Regions from separate parts of the Homo sapiens genome. Here region 2 is linked to region 1. Evidence: chromatin loops called from intact Hi-C (ENCODE). Cell type or tissue: MCF 10A. All regions are shown on one strand. Links, peaks and the distances in the headings refer to the core of each region. The heading gives the core; the rest is flanking DNA. Region 1 overlaps ITGB5 (integrin subunit beta 5). Region 2 overlaps ITGB5 (integrin subunit beta 5).

What was found. Peaks named below come from ENCODE experiments on the same cell type or tissue, not always from the same donor. Only the 100,000 strongest peaks of a DNase experiment are listed, where the experiment ranks them.
Region 2: it touches region 1 in a loop (2.4-fold over the local background); 19 of 110 quality-filtered maps call a loop at or near these places.

Annotation. Positions count from the first base shown.
Region 1 is chr3:124,791,925-124,794,832 of GRCh38, forward strand. All of the region lies in intron 10 of ITGB5 (integrin subunit beta 5), which reads right to left. LOC124909422 (a long non-coding RNA gene) reads right to left here. Exons shown (of 2, transcript XR_007096043.1): 1 at 1,997-2,908; 2 at 1-1,348. Among named protein-coding and RNA genes, the nearest start is that of MIR544B, 61 kb to the left of the region's middle. In MCF 10A, for the core only: no CTCF peak of the experiment used is centred there; a DNase peak (open chromatin) is centred at 1,617.
Region 2 is chr3:124,844,484-124,847,391 of GRCh38, forward strand. The region is part of intron 4 of ITGB5 (integrin subunit beta 5); the gene reads right to left. Among named protein-coding and RNA genes, the nearest start is that of ITGB5, 41 kb to the right of the region's middle. RefSeq lists an enhancer at 829-1,328. In MCF 10A, for the core only: no CTCF peak of the experiment used is centred there; DNase peaks (open chromatin) are centred at 1,208 and 1,938.

The DNA.
Region 1 (2,908 bases), core at 275-2,774:
GTAAGGTTTGAGAGACAAGGAAGGGCTGGTGCTATAACGCTGTGAAAGAAGCCACTGCATGAACATGTTATCAAGTCCTGCCTGGAGCTGGACTCAGTTTAAGTCCTTCCCAAATTGTCAAACAACAATGATCTCACTCCAGAAACTATTTTCTCCGGAAAGACTTGGATAGCGTCACGTTTCAACTAGTTGTTGCTTTTAAAGTGAAGAGGTGGAGAAGGCTAGTTGGGAGTGCAATGGAAAGACACTCAAAATGTTCTCATCAATGATTTACTAAAGTCATTCGACTTCAAGTGCTCCTTAGGATATAATATTATAGGAAAAAAAGCATCATACAAAATTGTATGCAGCTATAAACACACATACACTAACTTAGAGGAAGGTTTAGAAGGAAATAAACTAATCTCTTAAAATAAGAGTGATGAAATTATGGATGATTTTTAAATTTCTTACTACTGCTCAGAATATTCTCGACCTAAGGCTAATCCCCCAACTCTCTGGCAAGGTCTTGACTGAGCACACAGCCTCAGAAGTGATGCACACGAAACAGCCTGGGTGAAAAGAGGTCTGGTTTCCCAGATGGTCCAAATTACTCCTGGTCACCAAGAAGACAGACAGCACCAACTGGCCACACATCCATCAACTTCCCTGTATTTTTCAAGTTTTCTTTAATGGTTGTCTATGGCTTTTCCAGTGGGGAAGAAAAAAGACATTCATTCTGCAACCTCAGGGAAGTTAGTGACTTTAGGCATCGTTGATCTAGGAGCCTCAAGGGCTTGGCAAACCTCCGGTTTCTCTACCCCATGACATGAGCATTTCCCGATCCCGCAGGATTGTATGGGGTGAAGGGAAGAGAAAGAGATAGAGCACCAGGGGTTTTTGGATATGAAGTCTGGCAGAATTCTGTAATGCAGGATTAACTTAGGATTGTGGGTTCTGATGATTAAGCAAAAAAAAAGCTGCATTTTCACGCAGCTATGGAATATTCCTGTTTCCAAAATGACCAGTATTCCCCACTGAGGGCCTCTCATACCCCATCTCCCACTTGCCCTGTCTCCCAGGCTCTGTACTCAGAGAAATGCCCAGTCTCAGCAAGACAGAGGAGGCATCTAACATCCACTGGGTCCTGTTCCCTACCGAGTACCAGGCCAGGGCCTTCATCTCTGTCTTCTCCTTCAATTCTCAAAATAATGCAGAAACAAATGGTGTTGGCCCATCTTAGGAGACAGGAAAAGCCAAAGTCCAAGACAACCAAGGTCACAGCCTGATGAACTGTGGAGATGAAACGTGCACACAGCATCTGACTCAAACGCCCTTGCTCCCAGGCTGCATGGACACACGCAGGCTTCTAGGGTGAAGACATACCAGAGGGTTATTTCAGGATCCTGAAGGGGAAGGAGGGATGGTTCTGTCACGTTTGCTAATATCTCTTTAAAAGAAAAACTGCTAAAAAGCCTGCCAGGCTGCTTAGAGCTTTTATTATGGCTACTAAGAGGAATGGAAACTCCATTCCACCACCCTGGAATTTTTTAGGCAAAGCCTGGGGACTGTCTGGGGGAAGGCGGGGCCCTCCTGCACATGGGGAACCAGGTGTGGCCCCCCCAGAGGGGTGTGGCACTGACTCATAGAGGAGCCAGCATTGGGTGTGTTTTCCTTTTGTGCCAGGCAAAATACTGGGTGCTTCACACACATCTCTTATTCCTCATAACAACTCTATGCCCAAGTCACACTAGCAGATATGGTATGATGGGACTTAGGCCCAGGCCTCCTGCTATGGAGCCCAAACTTTTTCTACTAACCAGACAGAACCATCTAGCTAACACCAACCTATCATCACTCTGCTGAGGAAAGCGTTGATCCCTGTTGCATGCTTGGCATGTTGAATCCTGATTTTTCCACCTACTTTACTCTGCAATGACACTGCTAAGTCCTGCACTCTCCAGGGCAACTCCAGTTTTAGACATGCTGGTCCCACGACGCCCATGGGTGTACTCACGCTTGTGTCACGGCAAGGTCCGCTCCAGGAAGCTTCCCTTGTTAACCCACGTCTGTGCAACCCTGTGTGGCAGTACAATTCCTCCTCCCATAGGACGGAGTATCTGCACGTTCCTGGTTTGCTTCAGATGCACCTTGTGCTTTCTTTCCCAGCTGATCCCTTAGTTCCTTTCAAATCCACCCATCCCAATTGGAAGACCATTCTTAAGGAGGGAGCCCTGGAAACCACAGAATACATGATGTGTAGAAGAAACCACAGCCCTGCCTAAAACTGTTTTACTTACTACCTTTACAGGTGGCATGGTGTTAGATAAACTTTGAGATACAATTTTGAAGCATTTAATCAGAACGCAATACCAGAGTGGGAACTGCCAACTTGTCATTTAACTGGAATCAGTGTAAACTCCTGTGTTTAGATTCAGAAAATTAAGGGCTCCAACACAACACACTAAAAAAGTACCTCTCCTTCTGAACCACAGTTCTAAAAAATAAAATAAATTAAAAGCCTCAAACTTTTGGTAGTGAAGTTAAAAACCAGCTCAAGAGTATACTGTGACTGTTTAACAGAACGAAAAGGTGGGCTGGGCGCAGTGGCTCACACCTGTAATCCCAGCACATTGGGAGGCTGAGGTGGGTGGATCACCTGAGGTCAGGACTTCGAGACCAGCCTGGCCAACATGGGGAAACCCCATATCTATTTAAAAAAAAAAAAATTTGCCAGGCGTGGTGGTGGGTGCTTGTAATCCCAGCCAGTCAGGAGGCTGAGACAGGAGAATCACTTGAACCCAGGAGGCACAGGTTGCAGTGAGCTGAGATTGTGCCACTGCACTCCAGCCTAGGCAACAGAGCGAGACTTCATCTCAAAAAAAAAAAGAAACAAGAAAGAAAGAGAGAGAGAGAGGAAGGGAGAAGG
Region 2 (2,908 bases), core at 88-2,587, 52 kb after region 1:
CAGGAGGTGGAGGTTGCAGTGAGCTGAGATCCCGCCACTGCACTCCAGCCTGAGTAACAGAGCAAGACTCGGTCTCAAAAAAAAAAGGTAGGAAATGGGCAGGCACTCATGCCAAGGACCCCCGCAATGGGTCAGGCCTTGACTGAGGCCCTACAGGCTTGGAGCAGGGTCTACCAGGAATAGATGCTGAGCCTCAGTCCTGCAGAGGGCTGAACACTGGAATAGGGCTGTCTGCATAAAGCCGAACAGCACAATGAGCTGCTGTGCTACTAAAACCAGAAACAGAAAAACTCCAGCTACTGGTCTAGGAAAGCAGCACGGAAGCTGACCATCTACCATGAATGAGATGAATTACCCATAAAAACTGTAACTCCAGGCCTGAGCAATTGGAATACACTGCTTTTATGGTGAAGACATCTCCATTTGAAAAATTAACAGAAAAACTAGTCCCACGGTGAACCTGGAGATTCTCGACAACGGCAAACATAAAACTGCTCTGCAGGGATGCCCCCACAACCTCCAAGGAAGAGCTAATGAAAAGCTTATAAATTGCATGAAAAACAATTCATGAAGGCATGTCAGCAGGTCCAATACACTGACTGGCTGTGGATCCACCTGAAGGATCCACAATTCAAGAAACAGAAACAGAATAATTTAAAATACTTTAGGCTGGGCGTGGTGGCCCACCCCTGTAATCTCAGCACTTTGGGAAGCTGAGGTGGGTGGATCACCTGAGGTCAGGAGCTCAAGACCAGCCTGGCCAACATGGTGAAACCCCATCTCTACTAAAAAATACAAAAATTAGCTGGGTGTGGTGGCACGTGCCTGTAATACCAGCTACTCAGGAGGCTGAGGCAGGAGAATCACTTGAACCCAGGAGACACAGGATGCCGTGCTGCCTGGACGTGGGGAGACAAAGCTCGGCCTGCTCACCAAGCCACAGTGTGCCCCCACGCTGCGTGTGCCTCCCCAGCTCAGAGAAGAGAGCTTCACATAACTCAGGCCCGAGGTTTCCTTCCACATTCTCATTCTTCACTGGACTTCCTGCCTTACAAGTAGCTTTTCAGTGTGCCTTGTACTCACTGTCAGGAGTTTTACTGTCTGCAACAGGCTCTGCCTTAGAGGACTTAGAGAGTGAGCTCTGAATAAGTAATGATGTGTCATAACTTTGAATATTTAAATGCTGAGCGCCTAGAGCCAGCCCTTGATTCTCTGCCAGCTTCCAATCTAGTGTCTCGGTCAGTGGAAGGGCCTTGGAAGAATGAAAGTGGGGACACACCCTATCTGTCTGGAGACAGGGCCCAATTAGGACAGAGGTGAAAAGAAGCAAATAAAATCACTATTTCAGATGAATTGAAAAAAGGCTTAAGGCTTGCAGTTAAGATGCTGTTGCTCCTGGTAAGCAGCAAAATTTCAACAAAAACATTTGACACCCAGACTTAGCTGAAAAGGGCCTTGGAGACAGAATCAAAGTAGTAATAGTCCCTGTGGCCACCTGTCGCCAGGAGGAAGCTAAACCCAGCAAATGATGATGCCTAGTGCCTCTTCGTGGTTAAAGAATTTAGAGTTCATTTGTATTTAAAACTTTTTCTTGTCTGTTTTTCCACCAGTGTCAGTTCCCAATACCTGAAAAGATCTAAGTCAGCTTCTGGGAGAGTATACAGAAGGATCTGGAGGGATTCAGAAGAGCCTATGCCACCAGCACACTAACTTGCTCCTATCACCCAGCCCAACTTGGAGCTAGGAGCTCTGAAGGCTACCAAAGAGGACTTGTGGAGAGGGGAGGGCTCAGGGATTTAAGAACAGCTCTCTCCCCTTGGTGGCAGCTGGAAGACCAAGAATTGAGAATGGCATCACAAGATGGAAGGAGCTGGATCCCTGAGTTACTGCATGGAGAGCTGCCAAGGAAAGCAGCTCAGCCCTCATCAGATGTTGCACAAGCAAAAAAAAAAAAAACCAACAAAAAAAAAACGTTCATTGTGTTGAGCCACTGAGATTTGGAGACTCTACGTTACTGCAGCATAACCTACCATGATCCTCAGGTAAGCCCCTAGGACATGGGGGTAGGGTGGTTTAGGGACAGGTATTATTACTCAGCCTAAGGTAAAGTGTCTGTGTTGTAGTGTGATTTGAATGGGGAAGAAGACATTATATTAAACGCAAACGCAGGCCGGATGCAGTGGCTCATGCCTGTAATCCCAGCACTTTGGGAGGCTGAGGTGGATGGGTCGCTTGACGTCAGGAGTTCAAGACCAGCCTGGCCAACATGGTGAAACCCCATCTCTACTAAAAATACAAAAATCAGCCAGGTGTGGTGGCAGGCACCTATAATCTCAGCTACTCAGGAGACTGGGGCAGGAGAATCGGCTTGAACCCGGGAGGCGGAGGTTGCAGGGAGCCGAGATTGCACCACTGCACTCCAGCCTGGGCAACAGAGCAAGACTCCGTCTCAAAAAAAAATGCAAATGCAGACTCTAAAAGTAGTTTGTCTGTATTCATATTCCAGCTCTACCCCTTGCTGTTTGTATAATATTGGGTAAGTTATTCTCTCTAGGCCTCAGTTTCTGCATCTCTAAAATCTGGCTTACACTTACCTTAGAGACCTCAACAGATTGTTATGAGATTTAAATGAGATAATCCACAGAAAATATTTAGTATGGGGCTTGACACTTAGTAAAAACTTAAGTCTTAGTTATTTCCTATCTCATGACTAGTTTTGGACCTTACAACACAAACCCTCACTAAAGTTAAATGTGGAGATGAGGAAAGCAAGAGTTGGAAGTTACCACTCACTGCAGTCACTTGCATAATCTTGACATTTAAAGAAACTCCTGAAAGACTAAAAAGAAAAGAAACCAACCTAGTAGAGGTTGTGTTGCATGGGCTGAAGAATGCAATCCCCTCATAC